Regions from separate parts of the Homo sapiens genome. Here region 1 is linked to region 2. Evidence: read pairs that join two places in POLR2A ChIA-PET (ENCODE). Cell type or tissue: GM12878. All regions are shown on one strand. Each heading gives the region's core, and the rest is flanking DNA. Links, peaks and the distances in the headings are about the cores only.

Region 1 (16,231 bases), core at 3,754-11,753, 87 kb after region 2:
AGTTTAACTTTATTATGGTAAGAAAATATACTTAGTATGATTTGAAAACTTACAGATTTGTAAATGCTTTTTTAATGGTCCAGAATATGGTTTATCTTGTGGAACGTTCCATGCACACTTGAAAAGAATGTACATTCTCTTGTTCTGTAAATTTCAAGTCAAGTTGTTTGGTCTTCTATATCTTTGCTGATTTTCTGCTTCTATTACTAAGACAGGAGTATTGAAGTCTTCAAATATGATTGTGGATTTATCTGTTTCTCTTCATTTCTATTAGCTTTTGCTTTATGTATGTTGAAGCTCTTTGGTTAGGTACCTACATGTTTAGGAGTGCTATGCCATGGTGAATTGACCTTTTTAATCATTGTGCAATATCCCTCTTTATTCCTGGTAATATTTCTTGTTCACAAGTCTACTTCATCTAATTTTAATATAACCATTCAGTTTTCTCTTGATCAGTGTTTCCATGGTTATATCTTTCCCTTCTATCCTTTTATTTTTAGCCAGTGCCATTCATTTAAAGTGGACTTCTTACAGATGGCATATAGTTGTATCATTTTTTTTAAACTCTAGTTTGACAACCTCTGTCTTCTAATTGATGTGTTTAGACGAGAGATTAGCAAACTTTTTCTGTAAAGCATCAGATAGTAAATATTTTAGACTTTGTGAGCCACGTGATCTTAATTTGTACTTCTTACCTCGGCCATTGTAGCCAGATTCCCTGATTCTTTCCTCTGTCCTTTCCAGTCTACTATTTTCTTTTTTTTTTGAGACAGGGTCTTGCTCTTTTGCCCAGGCTGGAGTGCAGTGGTGTGATCTGGGTTTGCTGCAACCTCTGCCTCCCGGGTTCAAGCGATTCTCCTGCTTCAGCCTCACAAGTAGCTGAGATTACAGGGGTGTGCCACCACGCCTGGCTTATTTTTGCATTTTTAGTAGAGACAGGATTTCACCATGTTGCCCAGGCTGGTCTGGAACTCCTGACCTCAGGTGATCCACCTGCCTTGGCCTCCAAAAGTGCTGGGATTATAGGCGTGAGCCACTGTGCCCAGCCATTTCCAGTCTATTATTGATCTCATCCAGTGAATTTACTACTTTAGATATTATATTTTTCAGTTCTAAAATTTCCAGTTCGTTTCTTTTTATAAGTGTCTGTTTCTCTGCTGAGGATGTTCATTTATTTGAGGAATTTTTACCTTTCGGCCAGGCGCAGTGGCTCACGCCTGTAATCCCAGCACTTTGGGAAGCTCAGGTGGGGGAGGATCACTTGAGTATAGGAGTTCCAGACCAGCCTGGGCAACATAGCAAGACCCTGTCTCTATTTTTTAAAAATTATTTTTCCAAAAGTATGTTATTTTTAGCTTAGAGAACATAGTTAGAGTAGCTGCTTTAAGTAAGTCTTTGAATGTTCCAGTATCTGAGTGATCTGTGGGTTGGGTTGATTGTCTTTTCCCTCGGTAATTGGTCAAAATTTCCTGTTTCTTTGTATGTCAAATAACTTTTGGTTGTATGCTGGACATTTTGAATATGATAACTTGAGAATCTGAGTCCCGTCAAAATCTCTGGAGAATGTTTATTTCTTTTGTTTTAGCAGGAAGTTAACCTATTTAGATTCAGCCTAAAAGTTCTGTTTTGTTTTTGTTTTTTGTTTTTTGGATGATGGTTCTCATTTTAGCTGAGTTTTCAAAGCCTTTACAATGCTGCTTTGGCTATGTCCTGTGTATACTGAGTTCAGGGGTGAGCCTGGGACTTGTGCCGTTTATACATAGGATTAAAGAACCCCTCTCTCAGCTCTTTCCTCTCCAGTGTTCCTTCCACATTGTTTTGCAAACAGACCCCATTTTCCTGGTCCTCTGTCAAGAAAGACAAGGTTTCTCTATAGAGCTGTGGCTGCATGCAACACTACATGTGTTGCCACCACATAGTTCCATGTGACTTGGGCTTCTATCAAAAGAAAGTAACAGCAGAAAAGGCAGAACAGCATAACCAGGTTTCCCCCATACACTTCAGACCACTGGGATCCCTTGCTAGCTCCGCCTCCCGGGTTCATGCCATTCTCCTGCCTCAGCCTCCCGAGTAGCTGGGACTACAGGTGCCTGCCACCACACCCGGCTAATTTTTTGTATTTTTAGTAGAGACGGGGTTTCACCATGTTAGCCAGGATGGTCTTGATCTTCTGACCTCATGATCCACCTGCCTCGGCCTCCCAAAGTGCTGGGATTACAAGCGTGAGCCACCGCGCCCGGCCTGGGATCCCTTTTTCTATTTGCTCTGGCCAGAAAGATGGGGTTTTAACTGCCTTTGTTGCCACCATGCAGTTCTGCAACTGGGGCTGCCTTAAAGGCAGGACCAGGAAAGAAAAAAGAGGAGGTAGAGAAAAAAAGGGGAGACTTTCCTGTACTTCACTACCTCTTAGCAACCTCTTTTCCTGGTCCTTTGGCCGGAAAGACAGGGTTTTTCTAGAAGTTTTTGCTGCCTTGCCTTCACTTGCTGTTGTTTACTTTTTGTAGTCCTGAAGTAGTTGTTTTTTGGTGTGTTTTGTCCAGTTTTTGTTGTAATCAGTGGGTGATTGACGTCAAAATGCTCTTACTGTAACATGGCCAGCATCAGATGTCTCCAACATTCCTTTTAAAATGTAAAATGTTAATACCTCTGTTAAAGAAGTTTTTTTGTTTGTTTTTTTTTTTTTGAGACGGAGTCTCACTCTGTCGCCCAGGCTGGAGTGCAGTGGCACCATCTCAGCTCATTGCACCCTCCACCTCCCGGGTTCAAGCAGTTCTCTGCCTCAGCCTCCCAAGTAACTGGGATTATAGGTGCCTGCCATCATGCCCAGCTAATTTTTGTATTTTTAATAGAGATGGGTTTCACCATCTTGGCCAGGCTGGTCTTGAACTCCTGACCTCGTGATCCACCTGCCTCAACCTCCCAAAGTGCTGGGAAGAGTAACTCAAAAAAATCTGTGAAGTAACTTAACCATGATATTACCTTTCAGCTAAGCTGTCTCCAGATTTTTTACATCTTTCTTCATACTGATGAGTTTAGACATATCATTGTAATTTTGTTTTTGCTGCTTTACTCTCTCTTTTCTTACCCTCTTCCCTTACCCTTTTTTTTTTTTTTGAGACAGAGTTTTGCTCTTGTCACCCAGGCTGGAGTGCAGTGACACCATCTCGGCTCACTGCAACCACCGCCTCCTGGGTTGAAGTGATTCTCCTGCCTCAGCCTCCCTAGTAGTTGGGATTACAGGCACCTGCCACTAGGCATAGCTAATTTTTGTATTTTAGCAGAGACGGGGTTTCACCATGTTGGCCAGGCTGGTCTTGAACAACTGACCTTAGGTGATCCACCTGCCTTGGCCGCCCAAAGTGCTGGGATTACAGGCATGAGCCACCGCGCCTGACCCCCCTCTTTCTTTATTGTAGACCAAAACAACTTTTCTTCGTACTTCAAGAAAGACGTTTGTATACATGTTACTACAGCCTATGGTTTCGTTCTTCTGTGGACCTTATAATTATAATACATTGTTTTCAGAACTCAGTATATCATGTTAACTAAGTGCTCTGATGCTTTAATAAGCATTATTAAATACTAATTAATGTAAAAAGGAACCTCTTACTCTTCTGTAATTATAGCTCTAAAATCACTGGAATTAGATGATTATCAGCTTTCACGTAAAAAAAAACTGTCTATAGAAACAAGTTTTAAGAACTTCAAAGATTGTTGGGTAATGCAGCACTTTACTGTGCAGCCAAAATTTGAAAACATCTCAAAATTCTTTGGACTGTTAGAATTGGTATGTTTAGGAAGGTAGACTATTGGGTCAAAGATGAAAATATAAATGTGATGTATTGTCAAAACTGCTATTGTCAGCCATGGCTCAATGTAGATTATCCCACTCATTTTTATCAGTTCTGTAAGAATGCCATGTATCAGATTCTTTATAGAGGTATGATTAACTGTGGCTTTTTCTGTCACTTTACTCTACATTAAATAAAATATAGGGGGCCCTAGCCAGAACAGTCAGGCAGACAAAAAAGATAGAAGGCATTCACATTGGAAAGGAAGAAGTAAAGTTGTCTCTGTTTTCAGGTGAGATGATCTTATGCATAGAAATACCTAAGGATTCCACACACAAAAAAATTAGAACTAATAAACAAATGCAGTTAAGTTGCAGGATACAAAATCAGCATACAAATATCAGTTGCATTTTTATACACTAACAATGAACTATTTGAAAAAGAAACTATGAAAACAATTTCATTCATAATAGCATCAGAGGGGGAGGGAAAGCATTAGGAGATATACCTAATGTAAATGAGGAGTTAATGGGTGCAGCACACCAACATGGCACATGTATACATATGTAACAAACCTACACGTTGCGCACATGTACCCTAGAACTTAAAGTATAATTTTTAAAAAAATAATAATAGCATCAGAAAATAAAATAAAATAAAATACTTGGGCATAAATTTAACCAAGGAGGTAAAAGATCTATATGCTGAAAACTATAAAACATTGATTTAAAAAATTGGAGAAAATATAAGTAAGGTATTCTGTGTTCATGAATTGGAAGAATTAATATTGTTAAAATATCCGTAGTACCCAAAGTGATCTACAGATTTAATGCAACCCCTATCATAATTCCAGTGGCATTTGCTATGGTTTGGATATTTGTCCCCTCCACATCTAGTGTTGAAACTTGATCCCAGTGTTGGAGGCGGGGCCTGGTGGGAGGTGTTTGGGTCATGAGGGTGGATCCGTCATGCACATATTGGTGCTATCCCCTTGCTGATGAGTGAGTTCTCCCTCTATAATTTAACAAGAGAACTGGTTGTTTAAAAGAGCATGGCACCCCTCCCCTCTCTCGTCTTGTGAAATACTGACTCCTCTTCCCCTTCTGCAATGATTGGAAGCTTCCTGAGATCCTCAGATTCGTGCTTCTTGGACAGCCTGCAGAACTGTAAGCCAAATAAACCTTAATAGAACGATCCTAAAATTCATATGTAACCACAAAAGGCCCTGAAGCCGGGGTAATTTATAAAGGTCAATTAAAGAGGTTTAGTTGACTCACAGTTCAGCATGGCTGGGGAGGCCTCAGGAAACTTACAATCGTGGCGGAAAGCAAAGGGGAAGCAAGGCACCTTCTTCACAAGGCCGCGGGAAGGAGAAGTGCTAAATGAAGAGGGGAAGGGCCCCTTAAAAACCATCAGATCTTGCAAGAACTCACCATGTAGTACACCTGTAAACCCAGCTACTCGGGAGGCTGAAGCATGAGAACCACTTGAACCCTGGAGGCACAGGGTTGCAGTGAGCCGATATCATGCCACTGCACTCCAACCTGGGTACAGAGTGAGACTCTGTCTCAAAAACATAAGAATAGTGTCAGGCACGGTGGCTCAAGCCTGTAACCCCAGCACTTTGGGAGGTCAAGGTGGGCGGATCACTTGAGCTCAGGAGTTTGAGACCAGCCTGGGCAACATGGCAAAACTACATCTCCACAAAAACAATATAAAAATTAGCAGGACTTGGTAGCTCACATCTGTAGTCCAGATTCTTGGGGGACTGAGGTAGGAGGATGACTTCAGTCCAGGAAATGGAGGTTACTGTAAGCTGAGATTGCACCACTGTAGTCTAGTCTGGGTGAAAGGGCCATACCTGTCTCAAAAAGAAAGAAAGAGAGAGAGACAGAGAAAGAAACAGAAGAGTACATTGTAACTGTTGTAAGGTTGGATATTATTTTGTGAAACTGTTTTGTTTTGTTTTGTTTTTTTGAGACAGAGTCTCCCTCTGTTGCCAGGCTGGAAGGCAGTGGCGTGATCTCGGCTCACTGCAACCTCCGACTCCCTGGTTCAAGCGATTCTCCTGCCTCAGCCTCCTGAGTAGCTGGGATTACAGGCACGCGCCACCGTGCCCAGCTAGTTTTTGTATTTTTAGTAGAGACGGGGATTCACCATGTTGGCCTTGATCTCCTGGCCTCGTGATCTGCCCCCCTTGGCCTCCCAAAGTACTACGATTACAGGCATGAGCCATTGCACCTGGCCTGTTTTGTTTTGTTTTTAAGAGACAGGATCTCTAGGCTGGACACAGTGGCTCATACTTGTAATCCACCACTTTGGGAGGTCAAGGTGGGAGGATCACCTGAGCCCCAGATTTCAAGACCAGCCTAGGCAACATAGGGAGACCACATTTCTACAAAAAAATTTTCAAATTAGCTGGTTATGGTGGTACTTGCCTGTGGTTTCCCAGTTACTTGGGAGGCTGAGGTAGGAGGATTGCTTGAGCCCGGGAGGTCGAGGGTGCAGTGAGCCATAATTGCACCACTGCTGTACTCCAGCCTGGGTGAAAGATGAGACCTTGTCTCAATTTTTAAAGAAGGCTTAAACTGCTTAATCTGATTATAAATGATAAATGTCTAGTATGTTATTCTCTATTCATGAAATATAGCAAAGATAAGCTTTTTGGCCTTTTGAAGCATTTATGTTTTAAATGACAAATATGTTACTGTAAACTGGGATTATCAGCTGGCCAGGTATCATTTACTGCAGTTCAGAGTCTCCCAACCTCCATATTTCTAGAACTGAATTTAGACTGAAGGATGTGCCTCTTAAACTGCTCTGCCCTTTTGGTTTCTTGCTGGCAATTGTCTGCTGATATTTTATAAAGCTAAAAATTTTCTACTCAATTTGTTCCTTATTTTACATTTTTATCTCAGCCTAGGTATAAACTAGATGAATTTGATTGCAATTATTTTCATTGTTACTGCTCTTCATTTGCCTATTTTCATCAGAAAAAAACAGTGTATTTTCTGGTGAGATTGGCATGAATTTCTCAGATAAAGGAATATTTGGGGATGGTGTCCCTTTGGGAATATGATTGCTTTCTTGCATGGTGATTTGCTTCCACTTCCCAGGTGTTGAGAATAATAGGCAGTCAGAAGGTCTGCATGCCAAAGGCAGAAGACATTTGGGAATTTTTTCATCATGAACTTTAAGTTGAAGGAGTTAATGATTGGCTGGATTACAATATAAAAAGTGGATGTCTTTACAGTAAAGTAAGTAGAGCTTGAAATACAAAGAATGGAAACTCCTACATGAAAATGTTTTTAGGGGAAAAACATATTTTCTCTTTATGGTTTATTCTGCTCTAGGAAAACACCACCAAGCAAGTGAAACACATAATGTGATTGCATCAGACAAAGCAGCAGAAAAATCAGTTGTCCATGAACATGAGCACAGCCACGACCACACACAGCTGCATGCCTATATTGGTGTTTCCCTCGTTCTGGGCTTCGTTTTCATGTTGCTGGTGGACCAGATTGGTAACTCCCATGTGCATTCTACTGACGGTGAGTGGCTCCAAGGCTTTCTGGGCAGTGCAATACATTTGCAGTTGAGAAAGTTACAAACGATCAAATATTTCAGTCTGTATCAGTGGCCATATTTAGTGCTAAAACTCTTGTCTTCCTTGGGTTCTAGTGAACATTTAACTAAGTGGGGAGAGCTAGTGAGTTGTGGCATGTGGCGCAAAGAAGTGTTTATTGGTTTATTACTTTGCTTGTCTTAAAGTTGTCACATTTGGTTGAGAGTCTAGGGCAGAAGTTCTTAACTTAGTTTTTTGCTGTGGAGCCCTTAGGCAGTCTAAAGACTGTGGACCTTTTATTGGAATATTGTTTTTAAATGTATAAAACATAGTACATAAGATCAAAGAGAAAACCACCTTTGTTGAAATACAGTTACTAAAACATCAGAACAAATTTGTGATATAGTAATGTATGTCTTTATCAGTGCATTAAATAATGAGATAATACATTTAAATCCTAAACAAGTTAGAGTTGAATTTTATTTTCTAGGACATTAGTATGCTAGCTATTACATAATAATATGCTTGGCTTAAGAACATTAAATTATGAGGTAGTCTGTAACAAGGCAACATGTATGTCAAGTTAAACATCTAGTTGATTTTGGGTTTTTGTTTTGATGGTTATTGGTGTAGAAAATCTTGATTTACAAAGGTATTTTCTTACAAATGTACCTAAACACATTTGTAGCTTGCTTTTTAAGGAATCATAAGCTTCTCTAAAGGACAACTAGAATTCCCCAAGACTTTTCAAATTTGACTCCAGTCATAGTAACTGTTTTGTTTTAAGATCAATGAATTTATCTTTGGCTAGGTCAACATTTTTCATACGATTTATATTAATAAAAAAGGATTCTGATACATGATACACTTCGATCCTGTGGTGATAGAAATAAATTTGAGAGTTATAAAACTTCTCCAGGGATTGATGTGTAGACATATTTTTTCAGATATGTCAGCAGGGAATTTTGCAGATAGGAAATATTGGAAAGCAGCATAAGTATCTTGGTCCCCAATGGGAGAGCCTTGTGACTATCACTGTTTGGTGGCTGAGTGACTGTTAGATGCAGAGCTACTTGATAGTTGCCCAGCTCCATCACATGAGCATCTGCAGACAGGAAAGCTGTAATCATGCAGTATGGCAGCAGTTCTATAAGTCCTTAATTTAAAGTAGTGATGAGTGAAAGCGATAATTTAAAGATAATCTACAACTGTAAAATAACCTGATTAGTCTGATTTCTACTGGCAGTAAAGATAGTGCTGATATTACTTGTGGTTTATTGTCTGCATTCATAATTAAAGGAAATGAGGGGGCAGTCACCATGACTCACCTGTAATCCTAGCACTTTGGGAGGCCAAGATGGGCGGATCCTTTTGAGTTCAGGAGTTTGAGACCAGCCTGGGCAACATGGCAAAACTCCATCTCTACAAAAAATACAATAATTAGCTGAGCATAGTGGTACGCACCTGGAGTCCCTGCTACTGGGGGACTGAGGCGGGAGGAACGCTTGAGCCCAGGAGGTTGAGGCTGCAGTGAGCTGAGATCACGCCACTGCACTCCAGCCTGGGTGACAAAGTGAGACCCTGTCTCAAAAATAATAATGATAATAAAAATAAAGGAAATGTGGCCAAGCGTGGTGGCTCATGCCTGTAATCCCAGCACTTTGAGAGGCTGAGGGGGAAGGTTCACTTGAGACCAGGAGTTCAAGATCAGCCTGGGAGACATGGTGAGACCCCATCTCTACGAAAAAAAAATAAATTACCCAAGCATGATGAGGCATGCCTGTAGTCGCAGCTACTCAGGAGGCTTAGGTGGTAAGATCACTTGAGCCCAGAAGGTTGAGACTACATTGAGCCACGATCACACCACTGCACTCCAGTTCAGCCTGAGCAAGAGAACAAGATCCCATCTCAAAAAAAATAAAGACAAAGGAAATGCTAAATTTCAGAGGTTAGTAAAAATAAAAACGCATTTTTTTCAAGTTAAAGTCACAGACATCCCCTGAATTCTACCTGTACTCACCTCTATAGACCCCAGGCTAAGAATCTTTGGTCGACAGAAAAATCTGCAGAAAAGCAGACAAAAGACATGAACAGATAATCGCAATAAGATATTAAAATGGCCCTTAAACTTATGAAAAGATGTTCAATTTCACTTGAATACAAGTCAAAGCTATGCTGAGATACCGTTTCTTACCTGTCAGGCAAAAATTCAGAAGCTTAACAATACACCCGATTGGCAAAGCTGTGATAGAATAGGCACTCATATATTGGGGTGGCAATGCAAAATGGTACAATGCCCATGGAGAGGAATTTGGCAGTATCTTACAAAACTACATATATGTTTACCCTTTGAAATCCCACTTCTAGGGATTTACTCAAATACAGCTCCAATATGAAAATACATATGCACAAGATTATTCAATGCAGCATTATTTATCATTGGAAAATACTTAAATGTTCAGTCATGGAGATTGGCTGAATGAACTATGGTATGTACACATAATGGAGTACTATGTAGCTGTAGAAAAGAATAAAGATTCAGGCAGAGCGCAGTGGCTCACCCCTTTAATCCCAGCATTTTGAGAGGCTGAGGTAGGATGATTACTTGAAACTGGAGTTCAAGGCTGCAGTGAGCTATGATCGCATAACTGCACTCCAGCCTGGGAGACAATGCGAAACCCTGTCGCTCTAAAAAAAATAATAATAAAAGAATAAAGATTCAGGTATCTGTGAACTGATAGGGAGAGATTTCCAGGAGGTATTGTTAAATGGAAAAAAAAAAGCAAAAAATGTAATGATCATCTAGCATATACTATGTTTTATGTAAGAAAGAAGGGGAAATAAGAAAAACATACAGTTGACCTTTGAACAATATGAGTTTGAACTGTGTGAGTCCATTTATACATGGATTTTCTTTCAATAAAAGTTACACTGAGTGTGGCTGCCTCTCCTGCCCCCCTTCCACCTCCTTCACCTCTTCTACCTCTGCCACCCCTGAGACAGCAAGACCAACCCCTCCTCTTCCTCCTCATCCTCCTCAGCCTACTCAATGTGAAGATGATGAGGATGAAAACCTTTATGATGATCCACTTCCACTTAATAGTAAATATATTTTCTCTTTCTTATGATTTTTAAATAACATTTTCTTTTACCTAGCTTACTTTTTTGTAAAAATACAGTATTAATACATATAACAAATAAAATACGTGTTAATCGACTTTGTTATCATTAAGACTTCTGATCAACAGTAGGCTATTAGTGGTTAAGTTTTTGGGGAGTGAAAAGTTGTATGTGGATTTTTGACTGTGTAGGGGGTCAACACTCCAACATCCACATTGTTCAGTGCAGTGGTCAAGTGTATCTACTTACCTTTACAAAAAAGAAACAGAAGAAGAACTGGCTAGAAAACAAAAGACATTTATTAACTGCATGGGGTGAGGTGGAGGAGTTGAGAGGGCAAAAGGGTTTTGGGAGCACATGATATTCCCCTGAGCATGCCTTTTTGGTATAATTCTGACTTTTGGAAACATGTTAATGTTCTACATATTCAAAAAATAGAATGAAACCAATATGGATGGGAGCGCTAACTGAAACAGATGAATTGTATTTCAAGTGAATAATACAATCACACTGAAGGGATTTAACAAAAACTAATTCAAGTAAATTATGAATGTAGTATTTGACTACATATGTTTAGTCTTGGGTAGAGTTGGGAGAAAACCATAAACAAATACTGAACTCGTTGTTGTTGTTGTTGTTGTTGTTGTTTGTAATGGAATGGGCAAAACAGTTCTGAAGCTGCTTTAGATGTTTTATAGGATTGAGTCAATGGGTCATGTTGATGTTGGTGGAGTCAGGGTTCTAAGTGTGGAAGAAGGAACACACAAGTATGGAGTGGAGGAAGGCAAGAAAGAACCCCTATAGGGACTTATTGGAATTGGAAGTATTGGACTCGGGATTTCTAAATGTATTTGGTTTTGTATATATATTTATATATACATATATATATATATATGTCCTAGCTCTGTCTGAAGATGGGGCCTAGAAATAAAGACATCCCACTAGCATGAGCAAGCCAGGGCCTTTCAGAGAAGACTCAGGGCTGATTCCAGGACAGGGGCAGGGTAAGTACAAGTGAGCTTGGAACATCTAGAACTGAAAAAAACAGAAGGAAGGAAGAAGATGGGAGCATGTCATAGGATATAGGAACCCTCTTAAAAGGGTTCCCACTGGCCACATGTGGGATAAGTTGAGCACCAACATAATTAAGAACAGTAATAAAGCATAAACCATTCAAAAAATGGGAATCTGGCTGGGCGCGGTGGCTCACACCTGTAATCCCAGCACTTTGGGAGGCCTAGGCGGGTGCATCACCTGAGGTCAGGAGTTCAAGACCAGCCTGGCCAACATGGTGAAACCCCATCTCTACTAAAAATACAAAAATTAGCCAGGTATGGTGGCACACGCCTGTAATCCCAGCTACTGGGGAAGCTGAGACAGGAGAATTGCTTGAACCCAGGAGGCAGAGGTTGCAGTGAGCCAAGATTGTGCCATTGCACTCCAGCCTGGGAGACAAGAACTAAACTCTGTCTCAAAAAAAAAAAAAAAAGAAAAAGAAAAAAAAATGGGAATCCATGAGCCCATCTGTGATATATATATATATATATAGAGAGAGAGAGAGAGAGAGCGAGAGAGAGAGAGAGAGCACTTGCTTATAGTAGAATGCTCCAATTATTAAATGTAGAAAGAGTGCTGGAGTTGGAAAAATACTCATTTTTGCAACCCTCCTTAAAGGTTGGCTCAGGCACGCATCATCAATGAATGTTAAATGTAGGGGGCAAATTTTTATTTCCTTATTGGCTTCAAGGGGAAAGAAGTAACTAAATGAAGAAATCAGATGATACCTTGATCGGATAGTCAAAATTAAGGTCACAAGCATTCTGCTTTTGATATGACCAAGTAAGCTCTCAGATCAGCCTCCTTACAGGTAACTAAAAATGCTGGACAGAATTCAAAAAACCAGTGGAGAGCAACCCAAAGCAAGCAAATTCTGGAAGGGAGTCAACACTTAGAACAGGGTGCATTTCCTATTTTTACTGCTTTCAGTAGTCAGCCCCCTGTGGGACAGCTAAAACTCTGATAGAAAACTCAGTCTTTCTGGACTGAAGAACCAGAGGACAGAGTTCAGGAGTTTCAGTGGTTACAGCACTGAAAATAAGGGAGAATCCTAGAACGAAGAGAAACTCAGCCCCAAATTCTGTATATGAACTGCCTCGGTCTCCAGCTGACCCTGAACCATGCTTGGCAGACTCCAGGTAGCTCAGCTGAAGATAATTATGAACTAAACTGGGCTGGATGCAGTGGCTCATGCCTGTAATCCCAGGACTTTGGGAGGCCAAGGTGGGTGGATGGCTTGAGCCCAGAAGTTTGAGACCAGCCTGGGCAACATGTCAAAACCTTTTTTCTACAAAAAAATACAAAAATTAGCTGGTCGTGGTGACCTGCGCTTGTACTCCCAGCTACTTAGGAGACTGAGGTGGGAGGGTAGCTTGAGACCAGGACAGGGAGGTTACAGTGAGCCAATATTGTGCCACTGTATTCTAGCCTGGGCAACAGAGGGAGGCCCTGTCTCCAAAAAAAAAAAAAAAAAGTGATGGGGCACAGTCACTCAGGCTTGTAATCCCAGCACTTTGGGAGGCCGAGGCAGGTGGATCACAAGGCCAGGAGATCGAGACCATCCTGGCTAACACGGTGAAACCTCGTCTCTACTAAAAATACAAAAAAATTAGCCAGGCGTGTTGGCGGGCGTCTGTAGTCCCAGCTACTCGGGAGGCTGAGGCAGGAGAATGGCGTGAACATGGGAGGCGGAGCTTGCAGTGAGCCGAGGTCACGCCACTGCACTCCAGCCTGGGCAACAAAGTGAGACTCTGTCTCAAAAAAAAAAAAAAAAAAAGCACAAAAAAAAATTAAACTGAAAATTGAGCAGCAACCCAAAAGACATTTTGCAGTTTTAATCCAACCAAGCTACTTAAAGCAAAACAAACAAAAAAGTCACTCTTTGGAGGAATATAACAAAATCTGACTATCCATGAGATAATGTTGGCAATGTCCAGGATATAATTCAGAATTAACACCACCAGTGAGCAGCAGATGTACATCCTGCACCTCTAGATGTGATACCCGGAGAAGCATCATCACCATTATAACATTTCATCCAAGAACCCGTAGTCTTAAGGACATACACACAAAAGTTTTTATTACTAAAAAAACAAGAAAGGAGGAGAATATATTATCCAAAAATGGCAATGTCATAAAAGTCAAAGCGAGAGGAAATGTTCCAGATTAAAGGAGACTAAAGAGTTACAAGTAAGTGAAATGTGTGATTCTAGACTGGATCCTTCCTGGAAAGGAAACATGCCCTGAAGTAAGTACTTTATTGAGCAGTTGACAAAATTACAATATGCAAGAAAATTAGAAAAAGTGTCAGTGTTGATAACTGTACTGTGATGATGTAAGAAAATATCTTTTCTCTTAGAAAATACACATTGAAGCATCTGGGGATAAAGGGTTATTGATGTGTGCAACTTACTTTTAAATGTTAGAGAAAAAGAATGTGTGTGTGTACAGAGAGCGTGAGTATAAATGATGAAGCAAATGAGGCAAAATGTTAATCAATATATTGGTCCATCTGAGAAAAGGATGTATGAATTTTTTTTTACTATTCTTGCAACTTTACTGAAGGTTTAAAATTATTTCCAAATTAGAGTTTAAAAAAATTATGGGAGTAAGCTTAAAACAAAACAAAATAATTTTGGTCTAGAACGGTTTTTAATCTCCTTGTATTTACTATGTGTTAAATTTTTTTCCATAGAGTTATATTTTTTAATAAAATCTTATCTTGGAAAGTTGATGTAAGAATAAATGGTTTTATTGTGCCTTACTCCAAACAGCAAATGAGAAGCACTGTTGGGTGGTATTGGACTCTGGCTGTATCACACAGTTGGCCACACTGGGCTCCAAGACATTTTTCTTGTGATTCTTGTCAGTTTCAATTTAACGTAGGCTGAGCATGGTGACTCACGCCTGTAATCCCAAGCGATTTGGGAGGCCAAGACGGGAAGATTGCTTCAGCCCAGGAGTTTGAGACCAGCCTAGGCAACAAAGCGAGACGCCGTCTCTACAAAAATCTTAAAAATTAGCTGGGCATGGTGGCATGTGCCTGTAATCCCAGTTACTTGGGAGGCTGAGATGGGAGGATTGCTTGAGCCCAGGAATTCGAGACTGCAGTAAGCTATGATTGTGCTACTGTACTTCAGCCTGAGTGACAGAGGAAGACCCTGTGTCTTAAAAAAAGAGAGAGAAAAAGAAACAAGGATGGTCGAATTTCACACTTGTGAACCTATAGTTCAGGGAGTTGTAAATTTCTCCTACCTGACCTTATTCATGGTCAGGACAGTGTTGTGAGTTCAAGAACAGAGAGTAGCTGCAGAAAGTAATGACCTTTTCTGTGTTCTCTGATCCTGGGAAGGGGCAAGTGGCTCTAGTTTCCCTCTGACATCCTGCTCTGTGTGTGTGTGTGTGTGTATACACATGTGTGAGTGTTTGCTTATGCAAGAAAGGAAGGGGGCTGGGCACGGTGGCTCACACCTGTAATCCCAGCACTTTGGGAGGCCGAGGCGGGTGAATCATGAGGTCAGGGGTTCGAGACCAGCCTGGCCAACATAGTGAAACCCCGTCTCTACTAAAAATACAAAAAAATTAGCTGGGCGCAGTGGCGGGCACCTGTAATCTCAGCTACTTGGTAGGCTGAGGCAACAAGAATCGCTTGAACCTGGGAGACAGAGGTTTCAGTGAGCCAAGATCACGCCACTGCGCTCCAGCCCGGGTGACCATGCAAGATTCCATCTCAAAATAAAAAAAAAAGGAAGAAAGGAAGGAAGAGGACCGAGCTGGGGCAAAGCTAGCCTTCTCCCAGGGTATCTTTCTTCCATACCATTCTACTTTCTCAGAATCCTTGATCTGCCAAAGAGAAATTTGGAAAATGATGAAATGGCCACTTCACTTCTATGTGTTTTGAAACATGTATGTAAATGTAAACATGTTAAATATGTGAAATAAAATTTTTCCTCCTCAGTAAGTTGAAAGAAATTTCCATTTAACGAATGATTTTTTAAAAAAAACCTGATTCTAAAGATATATATGGTGATTGTCAGGCCAGTCACAATGGTGCACGCCTGTAATCCCAGCACTTTGGGAGGCCAAAGTGGGAAGATGGCTTGAGGTCAGGAGTTTGAGACCAGCCTGGACAACACAGCAAGACCCATCTCTACAAAAAAGTACTTTAAAAATTAGCCAGGCATAGTGGCACTTGCCTGTAATCACAGCTACTCAGGTGGCTGAGATGCGAGGGAGAATCATTTCAGTTCGAGGCTGCAGTGAGCTGTGATCGCACCACTTCACTCCAGCCTGGGCAACAAGCAAGACTCTGTCTCTAAAAAAATAAAAATAAAATGTGTGGGCGCAGTAGTAGCCAGTAATCCTATACAGAGAGTTAAATGTAGCTTGTGTTCCATTATTCTTCTTCCTGTTTTATCTCTGAAGTCATTATTTTTGCTGGCTTTCGTGTCTGATGACCTGGTTTTACCTATTTTCTGCAGAGTTTTATGTATTATAAAATGTCAATAAAATGTATTTATTAAATTTATGCTAAACTGCAGTCTTTATAGGTTTATAAAAACTTTCTAATTTTAAAGCCTCTAATTGTTTAAGATCCTAAGTATAACTGGATGATAAGCCTTTGTATAAAAAAAGGCCAGAGCCAGCTTGCACACAGTGTAATTTGACTGTTCCTTCCAGTTCAGGGTAGCATTGAGCT
Region 2 (16,231 bases), core at 5,233-13,232:
CTTAGCCTCCCAAGTACGTGGGACTATAGGCATGTGCCACTGTGCCTGGATAATTTTTTTTTTTTTAATTTTTGTAGAGATGGGGTCTTTCTGTGTTGCCCAGGCTGGTCTCGAACTCCTGGTCTCAAGTGATCCTCCTGCTTTGGCCTTCCAAAATGCTGGGATTACAGGTGTGGGCTACCATGCCCAGCCATAAGTCATTTTTAATGGCTACAGGGTTTTCTATCGTATGGATGAATCCGAATTTATTTAGCCCAGCTCCTGTTGTTAGATATCTAGAAATTTCTGGTGTTTTCAATATAATCAACCACTCTGAGATGAATGTCTTTTACAACATTTATAATTATTTTTGTAGGATATGTTCCTACAAGGGGCAATATTGGTCAAAGATGTGTGCATTTTTAAGGGCTTTGAGACACAATAGCACACTGCCCTCCTGAGAAGCTGTGCTAATCTATGCTCTCACCAGGAAGGTGTGAGAAGATTCAGTCCCACAGCTGTTGCCGACACTGGGCATTGTCATTAAATTAAGTGTGTGTGTGTACAAATGTACATACATGGTAAATAAACATTGGTGACTCTGATACGTAGTTCTTTAATCATTACTGAGATTAAACACATTTTCATATTTGTGTTTAATTTGCCTCTTCAAAGCGCTCCCTTCCCTGTCATTTTGGGATTGATTATTGAGCATGCATTTTGGCCCCAGGCTCTCCTGAGGCTTTCCTCTTTCTGGACTGAGGGGCTCTGTTTTTCCAGCCTGAGCTCCGCCCATGGCTCCCCCATCCTCTATGTCTCAGGCCCAGCCTCCAGGGCAGAGGGTCCCAGAGCCACTTGGAAGAACCCCTGGGGCCGAGGCCCAGTCTTCCCAGAGGCCACTCCTGCTCCTCACCTCCCCCTGCTGGCCAGGCTGCTCCCGGGCCCCTTCCCACGGAGACCTCGGCGCTCCCAGAGCTGATAGGATGCTGACGTCTGGCAGAGGGTGTAGGTAAGCCTTGGGGGGGAAAGCACAAGCCTGACTGCTGCCTTTTCTCTCAGGGTCCCCGTGAAGGAAGCACTCCCCGGCATCATTAAGCAGGGGGTGAACTGCTTAGAATCTCAGGGCCAGAACACAGCTGGTGACTTCCTGCTTGGAATGGGGATCTGCAGAGGGTCTGCCAAGAACCCGCAGCCCGCCCAGGTAAGGACCTCGGGTAGGAATGGGAGTGGGAGAGAGCTGGAGGCATTGTCCAGGAGTGGGGTGAGGGACTTCCCCCTACTCATTCTCCTCCTCTGTCTACATCTTACACAAACCCACTTTGCCAGGGGCCCCTAGACCCTGCTCCTACACATTCATATCCCCTTTCCAGCCTGTCACTTGGGTATCCTGTGTGCACCACCTGCTTTGTTCTTGCCGAGGGAGAAGAGCTGCCCAGATAGTGCCCAGTTGTCTCCTGAGATCCAGCTGGGGTCGGCTCATGTGACAGGCAATGTCCAAGACTCCTGTGCGCACATGGGTGCAACATATGAGTGTTGCACCCACATCGAAACTAAAGCAGGTCATGGAGACTCCAGTGAGGACCAGCTCTCAGCTGCCTTGGTTCCATGTCTTGTCATTCTCTCTCATCCCCCACAGTCTCTTGGCACAGCCCTGACTGCCCTCTGGCCAGCTCCAGCTAAGCTCCCCCACCCCAGCATTTTATTACCAAAAAATTCAAACATATAGAAAAATAGTAAGAATTATGCAGTGAATACCCATACATCTACCCTAGCTCCTACAATTATTTGTAGAAATCTTACAAAAATATGCCGTGTTTTTGCTTTATCCCCTATCTACCCATCTCTCCACCCATCGCTGTACTTTTTGACTTGGCCTTTCTGCTCCCTGCCTTGCAGGCATGGCTGTTCAGTGACCACCTCATCCAGCAGCAGGGGAAGTGCCTGGCTGCCACCTCCACCTTAATGTCCTCCCCTGGATCCCCAGTCATACTGCAGATGTGCAACCCTAGAGAAGGCAAGCAGGTGAGTCTCCTTGCCTCTGGCCCAGAGGCCCAGCAGCCCGAGGGGCCATGCCTCAGGGTGGCAGACCTTGGCAGGAGAGCCCCTGATTGACTCAAATAAGCCCTTCAGAGCGAGGATCTGTGGGGAGGGGGAGCAAAGTCTACATCTAGGTCAAGCCAATTATTCTGCCCATGAGGAAATACTTCTTTGGGTAATTATTTGTTTAATGCCATCCTGCCAGGCTGTGAGCTCCATGAAGGCAGGGACCACTTGTCTTGTTAACACTGTATCCCTAGCTCCTGACAACCACCACAGTTCAAATAAGTGTTAGCTTTTACTGACAGTCTGTGCTAGAAGTTTGAAATAGATCATCTCATCTAATCCTCCCAGCCACCCAGTGACGTGGGTTCTAGTACTACCTCCATTTTATAAGTGAGTAAGCTGAGGCTCGCTGAATCTAAAGAATATATGTCAGATCACACAGCTGAGAAGGGGTGGAGCTGGGATTCAAACCCAGGTCAGTGACTTCTAGGCCCACAGTCTTAACCCAGCACATAGTAGATGTTCAATAAGTATTTCTTGACTGTTGGCAGACTAGGGAAACTGAGCTCCAGACACAGTGATGTCCAAGCTGGCATGACCAGCCTCACGTGAGCACTGCTTTTTCCATTGATCCGACACTCTCACCCACACTGTCACCACTAATCCTGGGAGACAGGTCAGGGTCAAGGAAGAAAGTGATGCACAGAGAGGTGGAGTCACTTGCTCAGGGTACACAGCAACCAGTGACAGTGGATTTCCAGAATCCAGCCAGCTCTCTTCTGTGCTACTCCCTTCCTGTCTTGGAGGGCTCCCTCACCACCCAGGGAATGGGACCCAAGGCCCAGAGGCTGCTCCAGCACTTCCCCTGCTCACCCTCCTCAGAAGCCCTCCCTGTGCCTGCCACTGGCTAGCCTGCCTCAGTCGGTGCAAGCAGTGAGGAGGGTGCCTGGGTCTCTGATTTGGCCTGCATGGTTTTCCTCCTACCCCTTTTTCTTTGCTTGGGTCAGCACGTTTTTTAAAGGATGAACAGCAGTTTGCTGTGCCATTCTGGAAAGCAGCCACAGCCTCTCCCTCCGGCCTGTGTGTGTCTGAGGGATCTGTGTGCCCAGCCCACTTGCTGGACCTGTGGGACACTTTAAGCGCTTTTGGATGGTGGGGGGATGCAGCCCACCCTCGGCCCTGCCCTGCAGTGGGGCTGGTGCAGTGTCTCCTGCACCTAGAGCACCCACCTCTCTGAGGGCAAATCCTTGAGCCCACGCCCACCCCCTCCCACTGAGGAATTATCTCCGAGCAAAGCCTCCACTCAATTGCCCCTCTGGGGCTGAATCACACATTTCCCCCTTTGTGCTGACCCAGCCTACGGGGTGTGTAGGTATCTCCTTGGCCCCATTCATTCTGCCCCTGCAAGTCCTGCCAGGCTCCCGATGGCATTCTGGGTGCCTGTGCCCCTCTTCTCCCAGGAGGACAGGATGAGCCAGCTATCCCACTGCCAATGCCTTCTGGAATCCGGGCCGTCCTTCTTGGTCCCCTGCTGGTCCTATTTCCAAGGCTAGCTGGGTTTCCTGTATCCGAGAGGCTCCTGTGCCTCAGACCTGGTGTGATGGAGTCAGCAGGCCCCAGCTCAGTCTTCCCTCCCCCTCCCTTCACTCAGTCTCCTCACTTATAAAATAAGGGGCTCCCTCCCCTGCTTACCTCACAAGGAATCCGCAAGAACCAAGATGTGGAGATGGGACAGTGGGTGATGTGACATTGTTTCTCAGACAAGCCCAGAATTGAGTGGCCTGGAGAGTCAAGAAGCCCTGAGATTGTGCCTAATAGCACTGATAAGAAGTGAGAATCCCGCTGTTTGGGGAGCACTTCCTAATGATTGGGTGATTCAGTCATTCGTTCATCTTAAAACAAAATGACGGCTGGGTGCAGTGGCTCATGCCTGTAATCCCAGCACTTTGGGAGGCTGAGATGGGTGGATCATGAGGTCAGGAGTTCGAGACCAGCCTGACCAAAATGGTGAAACCCCGTCTCTACTAAAAACACAAAAATTAGCCGGGCGTGGTGGCGCGCGTCTGTAATCCCAGCTACTCAGGAGGCTGAGACAGGAGAATCGCTTGAACCCGGGAGGCAGAGGTAGCAGTGAGCCGAGATCGTGTCACTGCACTCCTGCCTGGGTGACAGAGCGAGACTCAGTCTCAAACAAACAAAATGTCACTGGGTGCCTACCTTGTGCCAGAGAATGTACAGATCATGTTGGCCACAAGGATGAACGGACATGGTCCTTGACCCCCAGGGAATTTGCACTTTAGTGGAAGAGAAAGAAGGGAGTAAGACACTATATTACAGAAGGCTAGATGCTGAGGTAGCTCCAAGCACCACGACTCCCTGGGGTGAGGATGGCCATACTCTCTCCAGCTGGGCATTGCTGGAGGTTTGGCCTACATGAGGTAAATGTCAAGGACTAGAAGAGCATGAAGAAACAGGAGGGGGGATCCAAAGGCCCTTGACCTTTAGGCTCTCTGCGGGGGCCATGTGGGCCCAGAGAGGCTGGGTCTCAGCCCTACCCATCACGTCCTTGCATTCCCACTGGGAGCCCAGGCTCCGCCCCTGCCTTCCACCCTGTGTGCACATCCCCCCGCAGCCCTAGCCCTATCCCTGCAGCTGGGTGGGCTCATCTCTCTCCCCTCAGCTGCTCCCTGTCCACCAACTGCCCTCAGAGCCCTCTGGGCTTCCTCCACATGGTCACAAGCACTCCTGCCTCTAATCGAAGACACGGTGAATGAGAGAAGATGGAAGAGGGGAGGTGGTTGCAATGGGAGGCAAATAGGAGAGAAACCCAAACTAGACCTATCTTACTATTATTCTTCCCTGAGCCTTGAAACCTGGGTCTCTGCCTCTCATCCCTTCTCATAAATGTTCCAAGCAACACTCCATCCTCCACCCAGGCACTTCCGTAATGTTCTACAGGAGCAACTCTTCTCCCCCTTGTCAAACCCGGGGTCGGGGAGGCACCAGGAGGTGAAGGCACTGACCAGGAGCCCCTGCATGACTCTGTGATGCGAGACCTCCAGTCTCCCACCACCCTGCTGGCCCCACACTTCATCCCTACAAAGAAGGCAGCTTCCCACTAGGGGGTGTAGATTACTGGCCTCACAGGTCAGAAGCTTAGGAAGAATAAATCTTGTTTACAGAAATAAAAGATTTACCTAGGCCAGGACTGACAAGCTCAAGTGCCTACAGGGAGCTGGTGGGAAAACCCCAATAGGAGAAAAGTCGGGACCAGGCAGGAACTATGGTGACCTGCAGAACAAGAGCCCCATCTAAGGCAGAGGGCAAATCCTCAGCCCCAGCAACTGATGCCATGTAAGAAACTGGGTCCAATAACTACATAGAAGCTGGAAATGCAGATTTGCACGTGGCAACCAAGCTAAATTGTAAATAAACACAGGGGACTTCTGCTTTGCCTCCTCCTCTGATCTGGACAGGAACTTCTGCAAACTACAGAAAAGCAAGAGCCCTGCTGGGAAGGGCAGGGCTTAAAGCTGGTGTTAGAGGCAGGATGGGGGCAGCCTCTTACATAGGAACACACAGCCTGATTTAAATGAGGGGCATGACTGGGCATGGTAGCTCATGCCTGTAATCCCAGTGCTTTGGAAGGCCAAGACAGGTGGATCACTTGAGGTGAGACGTTCTAGCTAGACCAGCCTGGGCAACATAGCAAGACCCAGTCTCTGCAAAAAATTTAAAAATTAGCTGGGCGTGGTGGCATGCAGGTGTAGTCCTAGCTACTCAGAGGCTGAGGCAAGAGGATTGCTTGAACTCAGGAGTTCGAGGCTGCAGTGAGCTGTGGTAGCACCACTGTAAGAACAAGGTCATGCCTAAAAAGAAAGGAGGAGGGGGATGTGTCCTAGTTATATACAAGGGCTGTGTGCATACATGTGGAATGAAAGTACAACATTATTTTTTTAAATCATTGTTTTCTCCTTCCTCTTCTAACCCATCTCTGTTCCTCCTAGAAATGGAGGAGAAAAGGATCTTTCATCCAGCATTCAGTCAGTGGCCTCTGCCTGGAGACAAAGCCTGCCCAGCTGGTGACCAGCAAGTGTCAGGCTGACGCCCAGGCCCAGCAGTGGCAGCTGTTGCCACACACATGACGGTAGCCCTGGGGCCTCCTGTACCTTTTGCATGAGACTTCGGGACCGGAAGGGGGTTAGGGTGGGGGAGTGCAAAGTGGGCTGTTCCCATCTCCTCACATTTCTGCCAGGACCATCAGCAAATACCCACCATGACACACGTTCTCCAAAGCTTGTTCTAGGAGGGCGCAGGCGGGCACGCCCCGATGCCCTCAGTGCTGTCCTGGCCTTGCCCCGGGAGAGGAGATGGTCAGGGTGCTGGACTGTTGCTGGGTAGAGACTGAGTAGGTGCCCCTGGCCCTTTGTCCTCTCCCTTGGCGCTTCTTGGGGCTGGGACAATAGTGTGTGGTCTCTCCCTTGTTGCCCGGAGAAAGCAAGGACAGAAGCCCACACAGGGGTCTTTTGGGTCATGAGGCCCAGCTGTGCAGGCAGGCAGGGCCAGGGGAAATTGGGCAGCATGGATGGAGAGGCTGAAGGCTGGGAAGAGGGAAGGGGAGAGGGGCAGCCTGCAGGGGTAGCTGAAGAACAGGAAGGAGGTGAGAAGCCCGGTGACCTGTCAGAGATGCCAAGCCCAGGGTGGCACTGGGTTGGGTGGGGACGGATGGTGTCTTGGCAGCAAAGGATGGGTAATTTGCAAATGAACATGGATAGAAGAGCAGCAAAGCACCAAAAGAACAAGGTCTCTTACCCAGGACACAGTCCCTTCCACACTTTACCAGCCCCAGGGTCTGAGCCCGACGCTGCCTCTTCCGGTCCTGTGCCTGTGGGTGCCCACATTCTTAGCAAGAGGCTGCAGAGGGATCTTTAGGGGAAGATTCGGGCGTAGTTTATTAAACAGACTCCACTTCTATTTGGCCATGTGTCAGGCTGAGACCTCTCTCTCGGGCATTAATGAACAGCTAGTGCCCTGTCCCTGCCGCCAGGACCCACTGAAAGGACGGGTAGCCACACACATCCCTGAGTAGTCCCAGCCTCATTTGTCATTTTTGACTCCTGCTTTCTCAAAGGTTTTTGCCTCTGTCAATACAGCATCATGGGTGGTTGGAAAGAAGGGAACTTCCCTTCTGGACCAAGAACAGCCCCTAAGTCATTAGGGTTCAACCTCACCCTTATTCCCCTCCCCGCTACAGGAGCCCCTAAGTCATTAGGGCTCAACCTCACCCTTATTCCCCTCCCTACTACAGGAGGGATTTTCTTGAAGGGTCAGCTATTGCACTGTGCTGGGAGGCTGGCTGTGGCTCCTGTTTGTGAAGAGAACTCCCAGTTCCTTTTCACAGCCGCTGAGAACACATCCACACATCTACCCCACGGCCTTGTCTTGGAACTGCTCCTGCTATCCCCACACCCTGCTTCCTCACCCCACTGGCTCTTGGGCAAATGACTGTTGGTACCAGGACCCTGGGGGTCTCCCCTACAAAGCAGACCAGCCTGGGGCAGATATACCTACCACAGGAGCCCCCTGTCTTTCATAGGCCAAGGATCCACATACCCATAGAGTTCATGGATTCTAGAGGGTCTAGGAATCTCTTGAAATTGTCCCTAAAATACTGCATGTGTGTGCATACATGCATTTTCCTGGGGAAAAAGTCCATGGCTTCTAAAAGAGGTCCCTGATCCCCAAAGGGCCTGAACCTCTGCTCTGGATTGAAGCCACTGTCTGCCCAAGCTGCCACCCCCTAATCTTCCTCCCTGGCGTGCTCAAACTGCCATCGCCTGCTCCCTCCACACGGCCCTTGGGGTCAGCAGCCAAGTGTCTGTGGTCCGCAGCACCTGCTCTGGAGGGCTCTCCAGCAGTTTCGCCTCCTGACTCTCACCAGCGTCCTCTCGGCAGCACTCCCGTGCCCAAGTGCACCCCTCTGGACTTGCCAGCGCAGGCCCCTTCGCTCCCAGGGCCATGCTTTGCCTGTCCTCTGTCGTGATGTTTCTTCCGCAGCCAGGTGCAGCCTCAGATCCCCTGTTCATCTGGGAAGCCTCCTGCCACAGCTTAGGACAGAACTGGGCCCAGGGCAAAGGCCTCTCCCCAGAGGATGGACTAGAAGGCCTGGGCCACACTCGGGCATGGACCTTTGGGGCTGGGGAGCCGGGGCTGCGCCTGTTGAATGTAAGAGGACTGCTGACCAGAGGGCCTTCAAGAGGGTCTCTCTGTCCTTTGCTGTGGTCAGATCAGGCTCTGCACTTATCAGCCGGTCCTTTGTGGCAACGCAGCCCTGTTCTGTTTTTGCTTTTCCTCTTCTTGACCAAAGCATGTGCCACTAGCTGTCCTTGAGGACCTCGTCTTTATGAAACACACACCTGGAATAAAACCACTTCTTACATGTCCACATGCACCAGCGCCTTCCTTTCTGCCTCCAGGCCTAGCCCTTCAGCACACCCTCCCCCGCCTCGTGGGGAAAGTCCGGGCCTCCTTTCTGTAAAAGTGAAACTGAACATGCTCAAGTCTAGCCCTGTCCTGCACCTGGTAGCTTGCTCGTCGGCCTCCATGCCCTGTGGTGCCCCAGGAACTCCTGACTGCTCTGGTGGGGGCCAACAGGTGGCCCTACTGCAAGGGCAGGCCTTGGACCAAAACCAGGAATCAGCACAGGTCAGGTGGAGCCCAGGCTCCTGTGGCCTCATTATGGGATTCTACTTGGGGCTTAGAAATGGAAAGCAAATTGCTTCTCCAAATAGGTATTGCCCTGCCGCCGTGCTTGCCTTTAGCCAGCCCTCTCTCCTTCCCTGTGAGCCAGGCCTGTCCCCTCGGAGCTGCCCTCCCCTGCTCTACCACACAAGAAGGCAGTGGTACAAATTCAGGCAGGACATACTTCCTGGGTAAAAACAGCAAAATAATTCTGAAAAGAGTCTTACCAGACCAGCTTTGCTTGATTGGGTAGCAGATGCTCTGCCTAATGTTCCCATGGAAACCAATGGAAAACCCCCACCATGTCTGTGATCAGAAGCTGAACCTACCCAGGTAAAAATAAACGCTGCTTCAACATACATATGAACTGCAGCTGGCAGGCCAGCACACCACTAGCCTCTCCTGGACGCAACCATTTCTGCCCTCAGCCCCACTTTGCCGTGGGGCTGCTGATCTGGAGTTACCCAGAACTTCTGACCCCTGGGCCTGAGGAGCCTGGAGCAAAGCCCTAGCTGGCTGCAGAGAATACACCTTGGCTACAATGTCCAGCTTGGTCTGGGCTTAGGAGCAAGTCACTGTAAAAGACCTTGGCTGCAGCCTCCATTCCCCCATCCACCCCTCCGTCCTCTCAGGGAGCACAGCCCACCACCCACCGCCTACTCAGGGCTCCCTCCTGGCGCGCTGAGCCCCATTTCCACTCTCCATCTATTTTCACCCTCAGCCTTGGAGGGCTCTGGTGCTTGCTTCTCCTGAGTCAGGCTCTCTCCTCTTGCTTGCTCTCCTCCAAACCTACCTCTCCCAAAGCCCATTTTCTGTGCCACCCAGTTTTTTCCCTAGGAGATAAGGCTGTCAGCCTTTAGCCAGGCCCTGGAGGAATCAGCAAAAGCCCCAGGCTGGGTATTAACAGTTACGTCACTGGCAGGAGAGTCCCCCGAAAGCCTATGGGCAGGGCAGCAGAAGGGACTTCTGCACCAGGGCCAGACTCCCATTTGTACAGCAGGGAGCTGTTCCTGAGGATCCCTGGGCCTCTGTGACTTGGCTTCAGTTTTTACAAGGGCTGTTCCCCCTGGCCCCTCAGGAAGGCTGTCTCCATCTGCAGTTGGGAGAAATAACCTGGACAATATGACTGTCGTCCCAGGGTTCCAGCACCCCAAGGCCTGCGGGGGATGTCTCCCAGCACTGCATGGGGTGTGGTCCTTCTCCCACCAGGGAACAGGAAAGGAAACCTGGAAGGGAAAGGCTGGCATTTATAACGTCTGTAATTTCATTGCCAACAATGTTCTCAGTGTGTTTGGTATTTGTGTGTCCCTGTGATGGTCTGAGTCAGTGCTCCTCCAGAAGGAGGGGGCAACCCAGCCAGCTTCTCTAATGGGAAGAGGTCTTCACTGCCAGGCACTTAGGAAAGACCTGGAGATGGATCAGGGGAGGGCCTACTCTCCTGGGCTTGCAGCTGGGCTGTCTGAGTAGCCGACCTGGACTGAGGCTCCAGAGCCATCTGAGGACAATTTCTCCTGCTTAATTCAGCCCTGTGAAGCGTGGAGAAGAGTGTACTAGGGGTGCGGACTCTTGGGTCTTTAAGACCCATTCAAGCCAGGCGCAGTGGCTCACACCTGTAATCCCAAATATTCAGGAGGCTGAATTGGGAGGGTCCTTTGAACCCAGGGGAGTTCGAGACCAGCCTGGGCAACATAGCGAGACCCTATCTCTATAAATAAAAATTCAAATCAACTTCAAAAAATACCCATTCAGCTGGATCCCTCACTACTCTGCCATTTGCCAGCTGTGAGCTCTTTTTTTTTTTTTTTTTTTGAGACAGAGTGTTGCTCTGTCACCCAGGCTGGAGAGCAGTGGCATGATCTCCACTTACTGCAAGCTCTGCCTCCTGGGTTCACGCCATTCTCCTGCCTCAGCCTCCCGAGTAGCTGGGACTACAGGCGCCCACCACCATGCCCAGCTAATTTTTTTTGTATTTTTAGTAGAGACAGGGTTTCACCGTGTTACCCAGGATGGTCTCCATCTCCTGACCTCGTGATCCACCCGCCTCGGCCTCCCAAAGTGCTGGGATTACAGGCGTGAGCCACTGCGCCTGACTGAGCTCTTGAATAAGTTATTTCATCTCTCAGCCTTGATTTCTTTACCTGTTAAATGGGGTACTCATAGCCGTAAAGGATTTTTTTGTGAAGCCTGATCGCAAAGCATCTGGCCCTTTCCAAATGCTTAATCAATATGTCATTACTATTATTAATAAACATTTTCTGAGTGCCTGCTACATGCCAAACACTTTGCTAGGGGTGATGACACAAATGTAAACAAGACAGAAACGGTCCCTGCCCTCGAGAACAAATATTCTAGCAGAGGAGATGGACCAATCAGCAGCAACTGTGATACCACATGATAAAAGCTACAGGGGAAGGCAGGAGCTATGGGAGCAAGGAGAGGGAGCTCTCACCCAGAGCGTCAGTGAGTTGGTGCTCTCTCTCCAGAAGATGATGCTTCCAGGACAGCTTGAAATGACATTCCAGGCAATGCCTGCCTCAGGCTGGATAAAGGTTGGACTGGATAAGGTCTGGTGAAGTCCACTGGCCACACTAGCAGAGATGGCAATTCAGCTGGTACCTTGCTGGGTGGCCTGGGCTTTTTACCCTGCAGGCAGCATTGTGGTGACGTAGACCAGCCTGTTACAACAGGAGAATTCTAGAAGGAAGCTGTGGGAGCCATTTCAACCCCAACAGACACAGCCTGTGCTTCTTGAGCTAGGGACCATTCCTCCAGGGCTCGGTATTCTTCCTTCGGGAAGGTGGGTCTAGTTGGTACGGGAATTAGTGATCCTTCTCTGGAGAGAAGGGATACTCATGGTGGAGGCGTTCCAGGAAAGACTTGTTTTTGCCTGGCTCTCAGGTTGCTTCTGATCCCCTCAAGCCATCTGAAAACAAAGCCGGTCTTTCAACAATTTGTCTTTCAAATATGTGTCTCTTAAGATGTGGTCCAGATAACCTGCTCAGTATCCCTGGAGGGATTGTAGACCTGTATGCTCCTGGGTCTGACCCAGACGGGGAGGCTTAGAATTCCTGTGTTTGTATTGAGTGGTCCAAGTGATGCGTTTGCACATTTAAGTCCCATGCACCAGGAAGGAGAGCTGGAGGCCCAGAGAGGGGAAGCTGTGCAGGAGAGAATCAGAATGAGCTGGGCCCTGGATTGAGTACCCTGACACTCAGCACTGGACTCACTACAAGAGGGAGAAGCCAGGGGGAAAGAAGGCTACCCTTGTACTCCTTACTGTACTTCCCCAGGAGCCAGAAGAATGTAGGGACCACATCTTGGACCCGGAGGTCTGAGCCCAGCAGTGGTGGAGAGTCCCCAGCTGGGAGACCCTCAGTTGGATGGGAAACTAGGGATGGCAGGAGAGTCTGGGGGACTCTCTGGCAGGAGAACCAGGAGGTAAGAGTCTCTGGAGACAGTTGCTCTAGGGCCACCTCGATGGGGTCTCTGTCTGGGCCCCTCCCCACAGTTTGAGTCAGAGATGGCTCTCAGCATGGCAGGAGGCTTGCTCCTCTCCCCGTGGGTGGACTGCAGTTCCCACAACCCTGTCAGGCAGCTGCAGAGCTCCAGGTTTCTCTGCCCACAAGGGCAGGGGCTGCCCCTCGCCCAGGATGACTCTGCCTTCCAGAGCCTTGGCCTCCCTGGGGGTGGGAGTGTGGGGGATGCTAAGGTTAAATCAGGTCACAGTAAGTTGTGGGGGCAGCAGGTGGAGCAGCAGAGTGGCACTGGGAGCTTTCTCTTGGGTGTGCGGTGTGGCCTTGGTTCTGCAGCCATCAGGTGGGGGCTTGGGACTGACTTCTCCTTCTGAAGGATGCTGGGAAGGTGAGCTGGCTTTGGCAGTGCTTAGAGCTCCGGGGGGTTCCCCCTCCTAGAACATGCAAGCTCTCACACCGGTGCGTCATCATCACACCCATCATCAAGCCCACAGTGGTATACTGAACACCTGCCCCACAAAGACGGTGGAATGCTCTCAGAGGAGCCCCATGAACCACCGATGGTTACAACTATCCAATGCCTGATGGCAGACAGCCAGGCCAACCTCGGCTTCCACTCTCTCTTCCTCACCCTACAATCAGCCAAAGTGACCTGAGTCGTGTAGTGCGAAGTTGCTTTCTGCTTTCTCTTGTTTGTGCTTTTGCTGTTTCTTCTGCCCCATACTTTGTTAACTCCATGAGTTAAATGCTACCCATTTTCCCAGACAAGTGCTGCTTCTGCAAGGAAACCCTTCCTGATCCCCCACCTGTCTGAAAAGTACCTCTCCAGCTTGCTTCTTCAGGGTGCTGAGCGTTCCTTCCCAGCCTGTCATCACCTTCCTCCATACGCTATGGTGTGTTCCTGTCTTCTCTAGTCTTGTCCTCTTTTTTCTGTTAGATTGTAGCTCCTTGCTGACAGGAACCACGCCTGCTCCAGCTTCATACCTCCCACTGCTACAGCACAGAACCTGCTTCTCAGACTTACAGCAAATGTTTGTTTGCTGAATGAATTAATTAAAGATAAAGCATTCTAACTGGGTTTGTTTTTGTTTTGCTTTGTCTTTTAATGATAAAGCATTTTGGCATTTAGGAATTAGTACACTGCACATAGAAAGCACGCAATATACACTTGTCCATTTTTCGTCTCACTTCTTACAAGTTTGATGTTGCCACAACTCCACCCTCCCTATTCATTAGTTGTCTCAACAGCAATGTGTTGGTGATGCTGAGGACTGACACAGATTGAGCACTTTCTGGGTACCCAGAATCTTAGTAAGGCTACCATATGCACTCCAATGAGGTAGGTTCTCATACACTCACTTTATGGATGAGGAGGGGAGGCTCAGTTGAGAGAAGAAATTTGCCCAAGGATAAACAGCTAGGTTTAAACTCACTCTCACAGGAGCATGTGTCAATGGTCCCACAGACCAGCCCCTTCAGCTGGGAACTTATTAGAAATGTAAACTCTGGGCCAGACGCGGTGGCTCACGCCTGGAATTCCAGCACTTTGGGAGGCCGCGGTGGGCAATCACAAGGTCAGGAGATCGAGACCATCCTGGCTAATGTGGTGAAACCCCATCTCTACTAAAAATACAAAAAATTATCCAGGCGGGTGGCACACGCCTGTAGTCCCAGCTACTCGGGAGGCTGAGGCAGGAGAATCACTTGAACCCAGGAGGCAGAGGTTGCAGTGAGCCGAGATTGTGTCATTGCACTCCAGCCTGGCGACGGAGTGGGACTCTGTCTCAAAAATAAAATAAAATAAAATAAAGAAAAAAAGAAATGCAAACTCTTGGCCAGGCACAGCGATTCCTGCCTAGAATCCCAGCACTTTGGGAGGCTAAGGTAGGAGGACCACTTGAACTCAGGAGTTTGAAACCAGCCTGGGCAAAATAGTGAGACCTCATCTATACTATAAATTTAAAAATTAGCCAGGTGTGGTGGTGCATGCCTGTAGTCCCAGCTACTCAGAAGGCTGAGGCGGGAGGATCACTTGATCCCAGGAGGTTGAGGCTGCAGTGAGTTATGATTGCAGCACTGCACTTCCAGCCTGGGCAACAGAGCGAGACCCTATCTCAAAAAGAAAAAAAAAAAAAGAAGAGGCCGATTAGGAGACTGAGACAGGTGGATCACTTGAGGCCAGGAGTTCGAGACCAGCCTGGCCAACATGGTGAAACCACATCTCTACTAAAAATACAAAAATGAGCTGGGCATGATGCCCAGTGCCTGTAGTCCCAGCTATCTGGGAGGCCGAGGCAGGAGAATCCCTTGAACCCAGGAGGTGGAGGTTGCAGTGAGCTGAGCCTGGGAGACAGAGTGAGACTGTCTAAAAAAAAAAGAAGAAGAAGAAGGAGAAGAAAAGAGAAGAGAGGAGAGGAGAGAAGAATAGAAGAAAAAAAAGGAAAGAAAAAAGAAAAGAAAAGAAATGAAGAAATGCAAACCCTTGGGCCCCACTCAGACCTACTGAATCAGAAACTCTGGGGGTGGGGCCAGCCCTCTGAGTTTAACAAGCCTCTTGGGGATTCTGATGCATGCTCAGGTTTGAGAGCCACTGTTCTGGTGACTGAGATGGGTTCTGGTCCCCTGACGGGGCCACGTGTCACCACGTGGTGCAGAAGGCTCAGAGAGCTGGGTGCTGCGGGCCCTGCCCCTGCTAAGCAAGCTGCCTGCCACAGAGCTCTGGGCAGTGATGGATCACTCTGAGGCGGAGGGAGAGTGGGCACTGGGCTGGGCTGAGGGTTGCCACTGAACCAGCTGCCACATGCCAGCCTCGCTTTGCATGATTTATGAGTTTCTTCCCCAATACCAGCCACATATGGTTGACTTCATTCTAGAAGAGCTTCTGCCTCAGAAGATCTATTAATCAAGGAATCAGTGCTGCATCCTCCAGCCTGCAGGACAGGCATACATTTTACCGTGAGTTACATGGCAAAGCCCTTTCTATGAGTACTCCATTCAATGACATTTATAACTGGTCCTGTCAGTCACTGACCAAACACTGAGACACACATTTTATCTTCTTTGATCTTTACAACTCTATCAGGTAGGTATTTTCAATACCACCCCATTTACAAACTAGATATCAAAGCCCAGAGAAGTTAACATATCTGCCCAAGATTACCCAGCTGGCAGGATGGAGGGCCAGGATTTAAAATCATGAAGTCTGATCCAGGGTCCATGCTCCTTGCTGCTCCTTATTGCCTTTCACCCATCAGTCTGTATATTCATAGAACACTGACATGTTTGTACTGTTATCCCCATGTTGCACTTGAGGACACTGAGGCCCTGTGCAAAGCTCTAACAGGCTGAGAGCTTTTGTCCCCACATCCCGTATCCTTACATGGCTGATTCTTAGAATGGAGGTAGGATGAGCCAACGTTGGTTCCACAATCATCATTTTGCAGATGTAGAAACAGGATGAGAGGCTAAAGCACCTAAAGTCACAGGGGGCCCAGTGCGGTGGCTCACACCTGTAATCCCAGCACTTTGGGAGGCCGAGGCAGGTGGATCACCTGAGGTCAGGAGTTCAAGACCAGCCTGGCATGGATGGCGAAACTCCGTCTCTACTAAAAAAACAATAATTAGCCAGGTGTGGTGGCGCATGCCTATAATCCCAGCTCCTCAGGAGGCTGAGGCAGGAAAAATGCTTGAACCTGGGAGGCGGAGACTGCAGTAAGCCGAAATCACGCCACTGCACTCCAGCCTGGGTGACAGAATGAGACTCCATCTCAAAATAAATAAATAAATAATAAAGTCACAGGGCAGGAAATTGGGAGCACAGGACATGGTAGATCCAAGAATACAATGTCCCGTGATGTAGCTCTGGAGGCGATTGCGAATGGTCTGCCTTGGGGCCAGGCATCTTCTCTGGGGCTCGGGAGGGTGAGACCCCTGACTGAGCTGGCCTGAGGGCCCAGGGCTATGTCCAGCATGGCCTGTTTTCTCCCTGCCTCCTG

The links. ChIA-PET counts read pairs that join two places held together with the same protein. Peaks named below come from ENCODE experiments on the same cell type or tissue, not always from the same donor. Only the 100,000 strongest peaks of a DNase experiment are listed, where the experiment ranks them.
Region 1: POLR2A ChIA-PET joins it to region 2 with 11 read pairs; 3 of 35 experiments call an interaction of 5 or more read pairs at or near these places.

What each region holds. Positions count from the first base shown.
Region 1 is chr14:69,434,925-69,451,155 of GRCh38, forward strand. It overlaps SLC39A9 (solute carrier family 39 member 9), which reads left to right. Exons shown (of 7, transcript NM_018375.5): 3 at 7,145-7,342. Among named protein-coding and RNA genes, the nearest start is that of PLEKHD1, 42 kb to the right of the region's middle. In GM12878, for the core only: no CTCF peak of the experiment used is centred there; a DNase peak (open chromatin) is centred at 7,257; H3K27ac peaks cover 1,224 bases.
Region 2 is chr14:69,346,002-69,362,232 of GRCh38, forward strand. It overlaps GALNT16 (polypeptide N-acetylgalactosaminyltransferase 16), which reads left to right. Exons shown (of 15, transcript NM_001168368.2): 13 at 1,039-1,180; 14 at 1,876-2,001; 15 at 6,030-8,465. The coding sequence ends at 6,167. Among named protein-coding and RNA genes, the nearest start is that of ERH, 44 kb to the right of the region's middle. RefSeq lists enhancers at 2,700-3,200, 8,213-8,312, 8,343-8,842, 14,946-15,025. In GM12878, for the core only: no CTCF peak of the experiment used is centred there; DNase peaks (open chromatin) are centred at 8,560, 9,030 and 12,689; H3K4me3 peaks cover 764 bases; H3K27ac peaks cover 3,152 bases.